2 separate regions of the Homo sapiens genome follow, and region 2 is linked to region 1. Evidence: read pairs that join two places in POLR2A ChIA-PET (ENCODE). Cell type or tissue: A673. All regions are shown on one strand. Links, peaks and the distances in the headings refer to the core of each region. The heading gives the core; the rest is flanking DNA. Region 1 overlaps KPNA6 (karyopherin subunit alpha 6). Region 2 overlaps BSDC1 (BSD domain containing 1).

Evidence for each region. Peaks named below come from ENCODE experiments on the same cell type or tissue, not always from the same donor. Only the 100,000 strongest peaks of a DNase experiment are listed, where the experiment ranks them.
Region 2: POLR2A ChIA-PET joins it to region 1 with 10 read pairs; 3 of 35 experiments call an interaction of 5 or more read pairs at or near these places.

What each region holds. Positions count from the first base shown.
Region 1 is chr1:32,148,247-32,156,578 of GRCh38, reverse strand. KPNA6 (karyopherin subunit alpha 6) reads right to left here. Exons shown (of 14, transcript NM_012316.5): 2 at 1,858-1,991. Among named protein-coding and RNA genes, the nearest start is that of TXLNA, 27 kb to the left of the region's middle. In A673, for the core only: no CTCF peak of the experiment used is centred there; DNase peaks (open chromatin) are centred at 4,928, 5,178 and 5,478; H3K4me3 peaks cover 929 bases; H3K27ac peaks cover 2,317 bases.
Region 2 is chr1:32,379,798-32,388,129 of GRCh38, reverse strand. BSDC1 (BSD domain containing 1) reads left to right here. Exons shown (of 11, transcript NM_018045.8): 3 at 1,235-1,351; 4 at 4,133-4,300; 5 at 6,862-6,916. Among named protein-coding and RNA genes, the nearest start is that of BSDC1, 10 kb to the left of the region's middle. In A673, for the core only: no CTCF peak of the experiment used is centred there; no DNase peak of the experiment used is centred there; H3K27ac peaks cover 293 bases.

The DNA.
Region 1 (8,332 bases), core at 287-8,286:
CACGCTATCTTGTTCTGTCTGGCCCAGGATGTGAACATCCTTTGTCCAGTGCATCCATTCCATGCTGTATACGCTGCTGCCAGTTAGTCACTTAATAACCAACTTGGTTATCAGGTGGCAATTGCTTGTGTTCAAGTAACCCTTATTTTACTTAGTAATAGCCACAAAGTGCAAGAGTAGTGATGCTGGCAATTCAAATGTGCCAAAGAGAAGCTGTAAAGTGCTTCCTTTAAGTAAAAAGATGAAAACATGAAAAAAAACATAGTATATGTAAGGTTCAGTAATATCTGCAGTTTCAGGCATCCACTGTGGGTCCTGGAATGTATTCCACAAAGAGAAGAGGAGACTATTGATTACTAACATGGAAAAGATATTCAAGGACTTGGAGGCAGAGGCAGCAGTGGGCCAAGATCACGCCACTGTACTCCAACCTGGGCAACAGGGCAAGATCCTGTCTTAAAAAAAAAAAAGAAAAAAAGGAATGATAGTATAGCAAAAGGGTGGGCAAAATCAGGTTAGGTTGGCCAGGCACAGTGGCGCATGCCTGCAATCCCAGCACTCTGGGAGGCCAGGGCAGGTGGATCACTTCAGCTCAGGAGTTCAAGACCAGCCTGGGCAACATGGCAAAACCCTGTCTGTACAAAAAAAAAAAAAAAAAAAAAATCCACAAAAATTAGCCGGGCGTGGTGGTACATGCCTATAGTCCAGCTATGCAGGAGGCTGAGGAAGAAGGATCACTTGAGCCCGGGAGCTTGAGGCTGCAGTGAGCTGAGATCATGTCACTCACTGCACTCACTGCACTCCAGCCTGGGTGACAGAGTGAGACCTTGTCTCAATAAATAAATAAATAAATAAATAAATAAATAAATAAATAATAATAATCAGGTGACTGAATCTGTTGGCGGGGTGGCGTAGGAGTGCAGATGGTGAGGCATTATTATAGTCTCAGGCTGGGCGTGGTGGCTTACGCCTGTAATCCCAGCACTATGGGAGGCTGAGGCGGGCAGATCTGGGCAGATCACAAGGTCAGGAGTTCGAGACCAGTCTGGCCAACATGGTGAAACCCAGTCTCTACCAAAAATATACAAAGTTAATTGGACGTGGTGGTACATGCCCGTAATCCTAGCTACTCGGGAGGCTAAGGCAGGAGAATTGCTTGAACCCAGGAGGCAGAGGTTGCAGTGAGCAGAGATCGTGCCATTGCACTCCAGCCTGGGTGACAGAATCAGACTCCGTCTCAAAAAAAAAAAAAGAAAAAAAAAAGAAAAGAAAAGGTAACAAGGAACTAGAACTAGAATGTTACAGTAAAGACATAAATGATGTCTAAGTTGGTCTAACTTGTGAAAAGGGGATAAGGTCAGTTTTCTCTTTCTCAAAGCTCCCAACATTTATTTACAACAAAGGAAACTGGATGAGTAGCTCACTCAGTAAGTAAGCTACTTTTCTTTTTTTTTTTTTTTTTTTTTTTGAGATGGAGTTTCACTCTTGTTGCCCAGGCTGGAGTGCAATGGCACGAACTCAGCTCCTGCAACCTCCGCCTCCCAGGTTCAAGCAATTCTCCTGCTTCAGCCTCCCAAGTAGCTGAGATTGCAGGCGCATGCCACCACGTCCGGCTAATTTCTGTATTTTTAGTAGAGAAAATGAAGTTTCACCATGTTGGCCAGGCTGGTCTTGAACTCCTGACCTCAGGTGATCTGCCTGCCTTGGCCTCCCAAAGTGCTGGGATTACAGACATGAGCCACCATGCCCACCTAGTAAGCTACTTTTCTACAGGGCAAGTCAGGGTGCATGGTGGAGGCCAACCATAGGGGCTTGTTTCCCAGAATAGTATGTTTGAGAATACTCCCATTAACTCACTTGTTGCTCTCGCTTCTGCTTCCGGAGCTGAATGCCCTCTTCCTCTCTTCTTCGTCTCATTTCTTCAGGGTTTAGAGCATTGTTCTTATAGCTCTTCATTCGATAATTGTCTTTCCCTGGGCTCGCCATGGTCTCTAGAAGAAAAGATACACACTGCCAAAAACTCTTGAGAGGACAGCATTTCCTTTTCACTAGACTTCTATCCCTACCCACCCTTCACCCTCCCCTACTCTGGGGGGAATACAGCTCTCTGGGAGCTCTCAATAGCACCTGACATCTCTACCCACCCCCCAGCCCCAGTATCTTTTAATTACAATAAGCTTGCTAAACAGGTGGTATTAAAGCAATTGGTATAAGCTTAGTAGTTAAAAGTGTGGGCCCTAGAGACAGATTGTCTGGGTTCACATCCTGACCCTTCTACTTGTTAGCTGTGCAACCTTGGACAAGCTCCTGTAACTTTTATTGCTTCAGAATTTAATCTTTAATAAAACAGGAACACATCAGGCACAGTGGCTCCCACCCGTAATCCCAGGGGTCTGCAGACCATACTTTGAGAAATGCTGTTTTTTTTTTTTGAGACAGGGTCTCACTCTGTCACCCAGGCTGGAGTGCAGTGGCACGGTATCGACTCACTGCAACCTCTGCCTCCTGGGCTCACGTGATTCTCCTGCCTCAGCCTTCCGAGTAGCTGGGATTACAGGCGCACACCACCACAACTGGTTAATTTTTATATTTTTAGTAGAGACGGGGTCTCACCATGTTGGCCAGGCTGGTCTCAAACTCCTGACCTCAGGTGATCCACCTGCCTTGGCCTCCCAAAGTGCTGGGACTATAGGCATGAGCAACCACGTCCAGCCAAGAACTGCTGTTCTAAGCAGTGAATTACTCAGTTGTAGGTAAATAAATGTTAACTTGACCAGCTAGTGCCAAAGTTGTCTTCCATAGTACTGCCACTGACAAATATCTTGACCAATACTTTTGACAATCTACTGGGTGTCATAAAGTATTTCACAGAGATGATTATTTGCATATCCCAGATTACTAATGAGGTTAGATTTCATGTTGTTATTAGCTATATGTTTCCCCTTCTGTGAAAAATGTTTGTTTCTGTATTTTTAAATATTTTTCTTCTTTTTTTTTTTTTTTTTTTGAGACAGAGTTTCACTTTTGTTGCCCAGGCTGGAGTGCAATGGCACCATCTTGACTCACTGCAACCTATGCCACCCAGATTCAAATGATTCTCCTGCCTCACCCTCCTGAGTAGCTGGGACTACAGGTGCCTGCCACCACGCCTAATACGGCTAATTTTTGTATTTTTAGTAGAGACGGGGTTTCACCATGTTGGCCAGGCTGATCTCGAACTCCTGACCTCAGGTGAACTGCCTGCCTCGGCCTCCCAAAGTGCTGGGATTACAGGCATGAGCCACTGCGCCTGGCCTGTTCACGTTCTTTTAAATCAGTTATCTGTGACTGTGTACTTTCTTCATCCTTAATATTGTCTTATTTGTGCCCTCTTTTGTTCCTGAGAACCTTTACCAGAGACTTGACTATTTTTATTTTAGTCTTTTGCAAGATCCAAGTTTTAGCTTCATTGAGTCTTCTCTACTATATGATTTCTATCCCCTTTCTACATTTTTTCTAATTTAAGTTGTATATCTAAGTAATTAAATGTTCACACTATACTTTTTTTTTTTTTTTTTTTTTTGAGATGGAGTCTCACTCTGTCACCCAGGCTGGAGTGCAGTGGCGCGATCTTGGCTCACTGCAACCCTCCGCCTCCTGGGTTCATGTGATTCTCCTGCCTCAGCCTCCCAAGCAGCTGGGATTGCAGGTGTGCACGCAGGGCTAATTTTTTTTATTTTTATTTTTATTTTTTTTAGACAGAGTCTCCCTCTGTTGCCCAGGCTGGAGTGCAATGGCGCCATCTCGGCTCACTGCAAGCTCCGCCTCCTGGGTTCACGCCATTTTCCTGCCTCAGCCTCCCGAGTAGCTGGGACTACAGGCGCCCGCCACCACGTCTGGCTAATTTTTTCTATTTTTAGTAGAGATGGGGTTTCACCATGTTAGCCAGGATGGTCTTGATCTCTTGACCTCGTGATCCACCTGCCTCGGCCTCCCAAAGTGCTGGGATTACAGGTGTGAGCCACCGTGCCTGGCCCCACACTATACTTCTATATTACCTTTCTAAGGCTTATAAATTTCCTTCAAATTAATATTTGTATTGTAATTCAGTCCTAAATATCTAATTACTTTTGATTTATTCAATTTACATAAGTGTCCCATGTGTGCTTGAGAAGAATCTGTATTCTTAAATTATTGTGCATGGCTTTCTGAATATCATGTCCATTAAATTAAGTTGTCATCATGTTGTTCTTTATTTATTCATTATTTTTTGAGATAGGGCCTCCCTCTATTGCCTAGGCTGGAGTGCAGTGCACGATCACAGCTCACCACAGCCTCAACTTCCAGGGCTAAAACAATTCTCTTGCCTTAGCCTGAGTAGCTGGGACTACAGGCTCGTACTACCATGAGTGGCTAATCTTTACGTTTTTTTTGTAGAGATGGGGGTCTCACTATATCGTCTAGGCTGGTCTTGAACTCCTGTCCTCAACAATCCCCCTGCCTCAGCCTCCCAAAGTGCTGGGATTATAGGCATGAGCCACCATGCCCATCATGTTGTTCAAATCTTCTATTAATGTTTCACTTCACTAATGTTTTCCTTATTGATAGTGAATGTAGCCATTTTACCCCGTAGTTTAATTTTGCTTTATGTATTTTAATACTATTTCATTAGAAGCATACAAATTTAGAACTGTTGTATCTTGACTGTGAATAGAAGTTTGTTATAAAGTGAGCCAAATTATTCCTTAACAATGCCCTTTGTTGCCCTTTTTCTTTTGTTGGATATTAATATAGTTATCACTTCCACTTCCAGCCATGATGGAATAAGAGGGATAGGATTTCCCCTGTTGCTATAAACTGTTTCAGACATCGGGCAACAGCAATGCAGAATTGTGATTCTCCAAGAGGGAAACGAATTAAGTGAGCTCTACTTGTCTCCTTGGCTTTCTGCCCAGAGGCACATTCTATAGCAGAAGAGGGGTCCCAAACAGCACCACGGAAATCTCACCAGTGGAGGAGAGACTAGAGACTTCAGTGAGACTGAGGTGGCTGAAAACACTGAGACAGCATTCCAGCGAGGAGAGAAATAGGCAGAAAAAAAAAATTGGGAAATCTGTTTGGGGTTCCCTAAATCTTTGCTGAAGACTAAGGATGCATACATGCTGGGTGAAGCTCCATGAGTCACACAAAGGGCAACTGAGAAGCTGTATGTAAGCTCAGCAGTTCCCAGAGCTCGCACAGGGCTGAGAGACTTTAGACAAATCTGAATGGGGATTTCTCCCTGATCACTTAGGGCATAGTAGAGACCCTAAGAAGGGCTATGGCTTAGTAGTGGGATTAAACTATTCCCAGAAAAGGCTACTCATGAAGCTTAAAAACGAGCCTTACACTGCTAAAACAGAACACCTATAAAACGCCCTACATCCTTTAAAAAAAAGACAACAAAATCCAGACACTAAAAACAAAATTCACAATGCTTGGAATCCAATTAAAAATTATGGGCCAGAGCCAGGCATGGTGGCTCATGCCTATAAATCTCAGCACTTTGGAAGGCTGAGGTGGGAGGATAGCTTGAAGAACCTAGGAGTTCTTCAAGGCTGCAGTGAGCTATGACTGCACCGCTGTACTCCAGCCTGGGCAACAGAGTGAGACCCTGTCTCTAAAAAACAAAAACAGCCGGGGCGTGGTGGCTCACGGCTGTAATCCCAGCACTTTGGGAGGCCGAGGTGGGCGGACCACGAGGTCAAGAGATTGAGACCATCCTGGCCAACATGGTGAAACCTCGTTTCTACTAAAAATACAAAAATTAGCTGAGCTTGGTGGCACGCACCTGTAGTCCCAGCTACTCGGGAGGCTGAGGCAGGAGAATCACTTGAACCAGGGAGGTGGAAGTTGCAGTGAGCAGAGATCATGCTACTGCACTCCAGCCTGGTGACAGAGGGAGACTCTGTCTCCAAATGAACAAACAACAAAAAGTACTATACATGCTAAGCAGCAGAAAAATTGTGACCCATAGGAGAAAAATCAGTCAAAAGTTAGATCCAGAAATGACACTTCAGTAGATAGTAGGATGGTTTCAAGTGCTCTCATATATTAGTAACTGGATTCACAGGGGAAAAAAATTGAGAGGCAGACAGAAAAACATTTACAAGCAAAGACTAAAAATTGGCAGGGCATGGTGGCTCAAGCCTGTAATCCCAACACGTTGGGAGGCCGAGGCAGATGGATCACTTGAGGCCAGGAGTTCCAGACCAGCCTGGCCAATATGGTGAAAGCCTGTCTCTACTAAAAATATAAAAATTAGCCAGGCGTGGTAGCTGGTGCCTGTAATCCCAGCTACTCGGGAGGCTGAGGAAGGAGAATCACTTGAACCCGGGAGGCGGAGGTTGCAGTGAGCCAAGATCATGCTACTGCACTACAGCCTGGGCAATAGAGTAAGACCCTGTCTCAAAAAAAAAAAAAAAAAAAAAAAGACTAAAAATTTTCCAGATCTAATCCCATTAACCCTAAAAGCTATGCTAATCCTTAAGCAAGATAAAAACAAAGAAAATCACAAGACACATCACAACCAAAATCTTGAAAAGCAGCGATAGATAAAATCTTAAAAGCAGCCAGATAAAGACCTATTAAGACCAAAGATAAGAATGGCCTAGCTTCTTGTCAGAAACCGTAAGTCAGAAAACAACAAAACATTTTTAATGTTCTGGAAAAAACAAAAAGCTGGTAAACTAGAATTTTATATCCAACAAAGATACTTTTTGAAATGAAAGCAATTCAGCAGGTCATGGGCTAAATTAAAAATAATATTAATAAAGACTTTTTCAGATAAAAGCTGAGAGACTTTTTCTCTAGCTGACCTGCACTAAAGAAATGCTAAAAGTCTTCAAGTAGAAGGAAAATGATACCAGATGGAAACTCGGATATCCACAAAATGAAAAACACTAGATATGGCAGATAAACATAAAATAACTTTTTTGCCATTTAAAAATTGTCTTTAAAAAATAAGGCACATGGACACACACACAAAAACAGGGAAGCATGGCCCATTCGCGGAATAAAGTAGAAACCATTCCTAGCTGCGTGTGGTAGCTCAAGCCTATAATCCCAATACTTCGGGAGGCCAAGATGATAGGACTGCCTGAGGCCAGGAGTTAGAGACCATCCTGGGCAACATAGGGAGACCCTGTTTCTATTTTAAATAATTTTATAAAAATAGGAAACCATCCCTCAGGAAGCCCAGAGACTGGACTTACTAGACAGATTCTAAAACAACTGTCCTAAATATGCTCAAAGAGATAAAGAAAAACCTGGACAATGAACTAAAGGAAATCTGAAACACAATACATGAATAAAATGAGAATATCAATAAAAAGAAAGAAATTATAAAAAGGAACCAAACAAATGTTCTAGAGCTCAAAAGTACACTTATTGAAATAAAAAATTCACTAGAGGGGTTCAACAGCAGATACAAGCAGATAGAAAAAAAAGTAGCAAACTTGGAGACAGATCAATTAAAATTATCCAATCTGAGGAGCAGAAAGAATAAAGAATGAAGAAAAATGAACAGAATCGAGTGGACCCATGGAATACCATTAAAAGGACCAATATGGCCGGCACGGTGGCTCATGATTGTAATCCCAGCAATTTTGGAGGCTGAGGCAGGAGGACAGCTTGAGCCCACAGTTTGAGACCAGCCTAGGCAACATAGGCAAGATCTCATCTCTATTGAAAAAAAAGTAGGGGGGCCGGGCGCAGTGGCTCATGCCTATAATCCCAGCACTTTGGGAGGCTGAGGCGGGTGGATCACAAGGTCAGATGTTTGAGACCAGCCTGGCCAATATGGTGAAACCCCATCTCTACTAAAAATACAAAAAACATACCCAGGCGTGGTGGCGTGCGCCTGTAATCCCAGCTACTCAGGAGGTGAGGCAGGAGAATTGCTTGAACCCGGGAGGTGGAGGTTGCAGTGAGCCGAGATCGCACTCCAGCCTGGGTGACAAAGCGAGACTCCTTCTCAAAAAAAAAAAAAGAAAAAAAAAAAAGACCAATATACACCACATTATGGGAGTCCTAAGAGCAGAAGATAAAGAGGTAGAATATTTGAAAAAATATGGTCAAAAACTTCCCAAATTAAATAAAACACATGAATCTACACATGAAGGAGCTCAATGAACTCTAATGAAGATATACACATTTGGGATACTGAGGCAGGTGGATCAACTGAGGTCAGGAGTTCGAGATCAGCCTGGCCAACAGGGTGAAACCCTGTGTCTATACTAAAAAAAAACAAAAATTAGCCAGGCATGGTGGCACCTACTAAAAAACCAATTAGCCAGGCATGGTGGAACGCACT
Region 2 (8,332 bases), core at 314-8,313, 230 kb before region 1:
AGGGGGAGTGGCCACTGAGATACTCCAGGAAGCATCCTAGAGTTGGTGAGTCTGAAGCAAGACAGGGCAAGACCTAGAAGTGAGCTGAGGGTCTGCTTTCTCAAGTGAGGTCTGGGTGCAGGCTGAGAAACAGATTGGTTTAGCAGGAGCAAATATGCATTCTGCCCAAAGGAGCTTTGTATATGAATAGAACCTCGGGATGGTAGAACCAAGAAGGCCTCCAAGAGAATCTGATCTAGTCTTTCTCTTGACCGCTTCCTCCTTTGTTGAATGTAAAAAATCACATGCCTTTTTACTGATATTAAATTGTTAAGAATTACTCATAAAATAGCTTTCCAAGCTATTGCTGTTACTAATACAATTAGTAATTACTAATTCTTAAACCCGAAGGCAAATAACTTCACATACTGCCTCATATTTCAACTCAATTTCTCTGTAACAAAAAAAGTAAAAATAGAAACACTTTCCTTTGATAAAAAAAATCACATGCCTTAGGCTGGGTGGCTCACGCCTATAATCTCAACACTTTGGGAGGCCAAGGTGGGCGGATCACCTGAGGTTGGGAGTTCGAGACCAGCCTGACCAACATGGAGAAACCCCATCTCTACTAAAAATACAAAATTAGCTGGGCGTGGTGGCGCATGCCTGTAATCCCAGCTACTCGGGAGGCTGAGGCACGAAAATCGCTTGAACCCGGGAGGCGGAGGTTGCGGTGAGCCGAGATCGTGCCATTGCACTCCAGCCTGGGCAACGAGAGCGAGACTCTGTCTCAAGAAAAAAAAAAAAAAATCACATACCTTTTTTTCATGTTATTTGAAACTTGGTATGAATATCGTGATTTAAAGCATATCAAAGCAATTCATCAAAGTCAGTATTGTTTTCAGACTATGCCCCCTCTTTTCCTGTTTGCTCTTGAGAATCTCTGATCTAGATCACCTCATTTTACAGGAGAAAACTGAGAACTAGATGAGACTTACTCATGGCCACATAGCTTGCGAGTGCCTAGGCTGAGACTCAGTCCTCATGCTCAGAGTAGCAGGAAATTCCCCTGCACTCTCTGCTGTCAGGTAATCCCAGATCATGGAATTGGGACAAATGAGCATTGTTTCTGAGCCGAAGCTCCCCTGCCGCTGGAGATTTCCATTTGTCTGTCTGGTACTGAAGAAACACAGGGAACAGGAACAAGGGGTGGTGGGGCCAGCTGGCCCTGGCATCCCTCTCTGTCTTCCCACAGTCCTCTGAAGCCTTGGAGTTTATGAAGCGGGACCTGACGGAGTTTACCCAGGTGGTGCAGCATGACACGGCCTGTACCATCGCAGCCACGGCCAGCGTGGTCAAGGAGAAGCTGGCTGTGAGTACCACCCAAACCCTCCCAAGTAACTGCCCCTCGCAACCTGTCCTGTCCTGGGCTCCCAACCTTTCTACCATTAAGTGATTATTTTTCCATATGGGGAAAAATATGTGGATTACTTTTCCTCCCATTTTGAAAGAATTGTGTCTGGCAACCAAACAAGCTGCATATTTTAAGTAATAATTAGTTTTCCCACTTCTGTATTGTTTTAGCAAATGTTTTCCATTAGCAAAGTCATTCATGTTGACAATTTAGAAAACACAGACAAGTGAAAGAAAAGAGAAAGAATGAGAAAAGGAAGAGAGAGAGAGAAAGACCTAGAGACATCCATAATTCCATCTTCCAAAGATAGCTACTGTTAATATTTTGGGGGTGTATCACTTATGTACACTTCTTTTTCAAAACTGGGGTCAATTGAACACCATGTTTTGTAACCTATTTTTTTTTTTTTTTTTTTTTTGAGTTGGAGTCTCCATCTGTCGCCCAGGCTGGAGTGCAGTGGCGCCATCTCGGCTCACTGCAAGCTCCGCCTCCCGGGTTCATGCTATTCTCCTGCCTCAGCCTCCCAAGTAGCTGGGGCTACAGGCGCCCGCCACCACGCCTGGCTAGTTTTTTGTATTTTTTAGTAGAGACGGGGTGCACCGTGTTAGCCAGGATGGTCTCGATCTCCTGACCTTGTGATCTGCCCACCTCAATCTCCCAAAGTGCTGGGACTACAGGCGTGAGCCACCGCGCCCAGCCCTTATTTTTTTACTTAAACTGCAAACCTTATTCTAGAGTGTAGTAAGTGGCATGGTATTCCATTATGTGGATTTAACCAGTTGCTGCTTTCTTACTTCAGTTTTTTCCAGTATTGTACACTGAGCTACAGTAAACATTCTACTAAACCTTTACCCAGTGCCATAATATTTGCTTTATAATAAAATTGTGGAAAGTATCACAGAGTGGTTAGGTTAAGCCTTTTACTATCTACTCAAAACTGCCCTCCAGAAATGTTGTACCAACTTATTTTCTTACTGGTCCTGTTCTTTGGTGGTGGTGGTTATTGTTTTGAGACGGGGTCTCTCTCTCTTGCCCAGGCTGGAGTGCAGTGGCATGATCTCAGCTCATTGCAACCTTTGCCTCCTGGGCTCAAGTGATTCCCCCACCTCAGCCTCCCAAATAGCTGGGACCACAGGTGCATGCCACCACACCCAGCTAATTTTTGTATTTTTTGTAGAGATAGGGTTTCACTCTGTTGCCCAGGCTGGTCTCAAACTCCTGAGCTAAAGGGATCCACCTGCTTCGGCCTCCCAAAGTGCTGGGATTACAGGCATGAGCCACCGTGCCTGGCTTGTTTGTTGTTTTCTAATTTTAGATTCAGGGGATACATGCACAGGTTTGTTACATGGGCATATTGTGTATATGCTGAGGTTTGGGCTTTTAATGAACCCATCACCGACTAGTACCCCATAGGTAGTTTTTCAATCCTTGTCCCCCTCCCCCAATACTGTTTTTATTAATCAGAAATGTACAGTGGAAACCTCTTATAAGATGGAAGTTAGATTCTAAAGTCAGTGTGAGAAGGAAAAATTGTGGTCAAAGATATCCCTGCAAAGTTCTGAAGTTTCCAGTGAGGTAAAGCATACTGTTTTTTATATTACAATTTTTCCTTTAGCATTGGAACAGATTGCAGCTTCTTAATTTGATCACCAGCTGAATCAATTATCTTGTAATTAATTACTCATGTTACAAAAAATGAGTTTTGGAATTTTTTTAGACAAGCTTATTTTGCTGAATCCTCTTGTAAAATACCGTCCACCTGCTAATCACAGCTACTGATGAGCATGAATGACAAGTTGTAACCCTGCTAAACTGCTATAAGTCTAGTCAATAGCAGAGATATCACTTGTTTATTTCATTCATTTATTCTTTTTTTTTTCATTCAACAAATATTGTTACCTGTAACAATATGTGCCAGGCACTATGATAGGTTCTAGGTTTAAAATGCTTCAGCAGCTTAATCAAGAGTAAATAAAATTTTCCATGAGGTTTTTAGACCCTTTTCTCAGCACCCTATCCCTGTCTGCTGGAAGGCATTCTGACCAGTGTGGTCTGTATAGTGACCCTCAGTTGGTCCCAGGCAAGGCAAGGCTATCTGTTCTAATCCTGCCCATATGTTTCCAACCTTTTGTACAAAGTATTCTACTTCCTGAGCAATGATGATGATGAAATTGCAGTATTACAATGCTGCAGTTTATTAAGCGTATGCTGTGTGCCAGGCATTGTCCATACCCTATCTTTTAATCTTCATGGTAACCCTATGAAGGATGTATACTTAACCCCATTTTATAATAAGGAAACTGAGGTTCAGAAAGGGTTTCGGTCTCATGACCAACAAGTGGTAGAGCAAGGATTCAAACCAGCTTTGTCTAACTCCGAAGCTAGTACCCTTTCCACCACTCTACCCATAGGCTCTCTTCCCTGTTGATGTGTCTATGGCATGGACCTTCTCTGGCCAAGTTTTGACCGGCCTGACTGACCTTGAAATTTTGATGAAACAGCCAATCAAAGATCTCTGATCTACACAGGCCTACCATGGCCCTGTTCTGCAGCCCCACTTGGGGGATGGAGGACCCTTGCCTCCTCCCTCTCCTGCAGCCCCAGAGACGGGTGAAGGGTCGTGAGCGCTTCCCTGGTCCCCCAACACACGGTACACCTTTGCCCCAATGTTTTACCCCCATACCCCAGATTGCAGCCTGTTCCCGGGGCGCTTGCTTCCTCTGCCCGTTCTCTATACAGACGGAAGGCTCCTCAGGAGCAACAGAGAAGATGAAGAAAGGGTTATCTGACTTCCTAGGGGTGATCTCAGACACCTTTGCCCCTTCGCCAGACAAAACCATCGACTGCGATGTCATCACCCTGATGGGCACACCGTCTGGCACAGCTGAGCCCTATGATGGCACCAAGGTATTCACTGACAGTCTCCCCTGCAGATGCCTAACATCTGTAACCTGGGCTTTAACTTCCATCCTGTACTCACAAAAGCAGCCCATGTTCAGGCCAAAAAATAAATATGGGTATATTATTAATAGTAAATCAGAAAATACCAGTAAGCAAGGACAGGATAATTATTTTTAAACTCACAATTGCATCACCCAAAGAGAACCCCTGATTTCTTATTGGTATATAACCTTACATTTGTTTTTGTTTATAAACATAGGTAAAGATAGTTTGGTTTTTTCTTCTGAACAAAAAAGACATTTTATACATGCAGTTTTGTAACCTACTTTTAAAAAATCAACAAACATAGCATCTTTCCTAATCATCTTTTTTTTTTTTTTTAATGAGACAGGGTCTCACTCTGTCACCCAAGCTCTCTCTGGGGCTCAGTGGCACAATCATGGCTCATTGCAGCCCCGACTTTCCAGGCTCAAGGGTCCTTCCACCTCAGTCTCCTGAGTAGCTGGGACCACTGGCGTGAACCACCACACCCAACTAATTTAAAAAAATTATTTTGGTAGAAACGGGGTCTCACTGTGTTGCCCAGGCTGGTCTCAAATGCCTAGGCTCAAGTGACTCCCAGCTTGGTCTCCCAAAGTGCTAGGATTACAGGAGTGAGCCACTGTGCCCAGCCAGCCATAATTTTTAATGTCTTTAAATTCTTACAAGTGAATATAGCATTATTTATTCCATTATTTCCTTCATGTTGCATATTTGGATTCCTTTCAGCTTTCAAGCATAATAAGGAACGCTGTGGAGAGCATTTTTAGAGGCATAATCTCCACATTTGGGTTATTTAGACTAATTTCTAGTAATACACGTATAGGTAAGGGGAGAGAGGTGTCTTCAGAGCACTTAAAGCAACAGCCACAGTAGCGTATTTTTGCTGCATTTTCTTTTCTTCTTCTTTTTTTTTTTTTTTTTTTTTTGAGACGGTCTCACTCTGTCACCCAGGCTGGAGTGCGGTGGCATGATCCCAGCTCACTGCAGCTTCAACTTCCTGGTCTCAAGTGTTCCTCCCACCTCAACCTCCCTAGTATCCCTAGTAGCGGGGACCACAGGCGTGCACCACCACACCTGGCCTTTTTTTTTTTTTTTTGTAGCGATGAGGTCTCCCTATTCTGCCTAGGCTGGTCTCAAACCCCTGGGCTCAAGTGATCCTCCTACCTCAGCCCCCTAAAGTACTGAGATTACAGGCGTAAGCCACCGCGCCTGGCCACATTGTATTTTCTATTTCATGGAGTGTTTTCTTCTAAATTCACAATATAATGTCATGGCAGTTGGGCCCTCTTCGTAGTTTTTTTGTTTGTTTTTTGTTTTTTGTTTTTTTTTTGAAATAGGGTCTCCCTCTGTCCCCCAGGCTGGAGTGCAGTGGTGCGATCACAGCTCATGGCAGCCTCGATCTCCTAAGGTGCTCCTCCCACCTCAGCCTCCTGAGCAGCTGGGACTATAGGCACACATCACCACGCTCAGCTAATTTTTATGCTTGTAGAAATAGGGTTTCCCCATGTTGCCTAGGCTGGCTTTGTAGCATTTTATCACATTGACTTCTGTTTTTTTTTTTTTTTTTGAGATGGAGTCTCTCTCTGTCGCCCAGACTGGAGTGCAGTGGAGCAATCTCGGCTCACTGCAACCTCCACCTCCTGGGTTCAAGCGATTCTCCTGCCTCAGCATCCTGAGTATCTGGGATTACAGGCGCACATCACCATGCCCGGCTAATTTTTGTATTTTTAGTAGAGATGGGGTTTCACCATGTTGGCCAGGCTGGTTTTGAACTCCAGACCTCCAGAGATCCACCTACCTTGGCCTCCCAGAGTGCTGGGATTACAGGCGTGAGCCACCGCACCCGGCCCACATTGAACTTTTGTTCCAAAAGTACTGATTTTTCAAGTATGTGTTTTAGCACTAGCATTAGCGCCACCACTTAGTGAACATGTGAGTGGAATTGTGAAAATGTTTGATAAGATTTTGAGCTATAACGACAGTGAATTATCACCAGACCGCTTACACATAGCCCATGCTTCCTGCAATACTGAGGAAGAAAGGTGGACTTTGTCTTTGCCAGCTAAGTTTGCCACCCTGTGATCCTAGTGGGAACGTAACTTGGTAGAGACTGGCTATACAATTAATAAATTCTTGAGTGGTTTTAATTTGAGGGAAATTGTGTTATTTTAAAATTTGTCCCTAAATTTTGACTTTATTAACATATTGGCACTAACATTTTTCAAATTTTACTTACTACAAAGCATTTTATACAAATAATTTTGTAGCCTGCTTATGCTGTATTTTCTTAGTTCTTGGGGTAGAATACTGGGTGAAAGGCCATTTTTCTGGGAACCCCAGTTTTGGATGCCTAGCCTAGTGCCCCACTCTCTGTGCCACAGTGCTAATTAACAGATGCCCTGGGGGTATCCCAGCCAACAAGGGAGAAGCTGGATTGTGGTTGACTGAGTATCCTGGCAGAGAAAGGGTGCTTTCTATGCCCAGTATCTCAGAATTTCTGTTTTCCTCTTCTCCTTTTCTTACAGGCTCGCCTCTATAGCCTGCAGTCGGACCCAGCAACCTACTGTAATGAACCAGATGGTGAGAGGGTAGCACTGAGCGGGTGGGCTTGTAGGGCAAGTAGACTAAGGGGGCTGGGTTGTAGACCCTGTTTGTCTCAGGTAGCAGAGGCCGGGCACCCCCTATGTAGGGAGACCAGAGTGAGACTAGTGTGTACCTTATACTTTGTGGGGTGGGTGGATGTTCTCTTTTCTTTCCTGAACTTGAGCTGTCCTGCCCACCCTGCAGGGACTTGGCCCCTCTCATCCCTCATCCTCAGCTCAGCCTCCCTCCCAGCCCTGCTGCCCCCCTTGCCTTCTCTTCAGCTCCTGTTAGCTAAGCCCCTGCCATGCAGCAAACCCCATTATGGGAACTGGAGATCAGAAATGAGCCAAACCCTCCACCTAGTCCAACCCTCCAGGAACTGGCAGTTAAGAGGGGGAAAGCAGAAACAGTCAATAAAGTAGAAATACTAGAGAGCAGCATGACTGCTTCTGCAGAGCAGCGGGGCAGCAGGAGCCAGAGGAATGGCACCCTTCCTGGCCTGGGAACCAAGCAAGTGATGCTGGAGTTGGGTTTTGTTTGTTTGTTTGTTTGTTTGTTTGTTTTTGAGATGGAGTCTCACCCTGTCTCCCAGGATGGAGTGCAATGGCGCGATCTCGGCTCACTGCAACCTCCGCCTCCCGGGTTCTAGCAATTCTCTTTCCTCAGCCTCCCGAGTAGCTGGGCTTACAGGCGCCCGCCACCACATCTGGCTAATTTTTGTATTTTTAGTAGAGACAGGGTTTCACCATGTTGGTCAGGCTGGTCTCAAACTCCTGACCTCAGGTGACCCACCCGTCTCAGCCTCCCAAAAATGCAGGGATTACAGGCATGAGCCACCGTGCCTGGACGGAGTTGGGGTTTTAAGGTTAAATTAGAAATCAGCTAGTTTCACTATGAGAAGTCGGGAAGAGCATTCAGGCAAAGAGAGTGGGCAGAGAGAGCAGGGAGCACCCGCCTTTTAGTAACGCCGGGTTAAAGGGTGCGTATGAGGAAGTGAAGGCAGTGAGAGCAGCTCGTGGGAGCCAGATTGTGAAGAGCTTTGTGTGCCAGACCAGGCAGTTGGAATTTTGGCCTAAAAGGCTCACAGTAGTAGCTCTAGACCTCTCTTTAGTCACAAAGGCCTTTACAAATCTATTGAAAATGACAAGCCCTCTCTCCACCAAACTTTTTGTGCAATATGAGAATTCTTTGACCCTTTGAAGCCCATCTTGGACTCCAGCTTAAAAAGCCCTCCCATAGAGAGCCAATGAAAGGTTTTGAGGCCTGGGGTGATCAGAGTTTGCATTTTGTAAAGCAGCCCTTGGGGCAGCATTGTGAAGAATGAAATAGAGAGAAAGACAGAAGACAGGAAGACCAGTTAGGAGGCTAGGTAGGAATCCCGTGTCAGAGGTAAGGCCAGAACCTAGGAAGAGT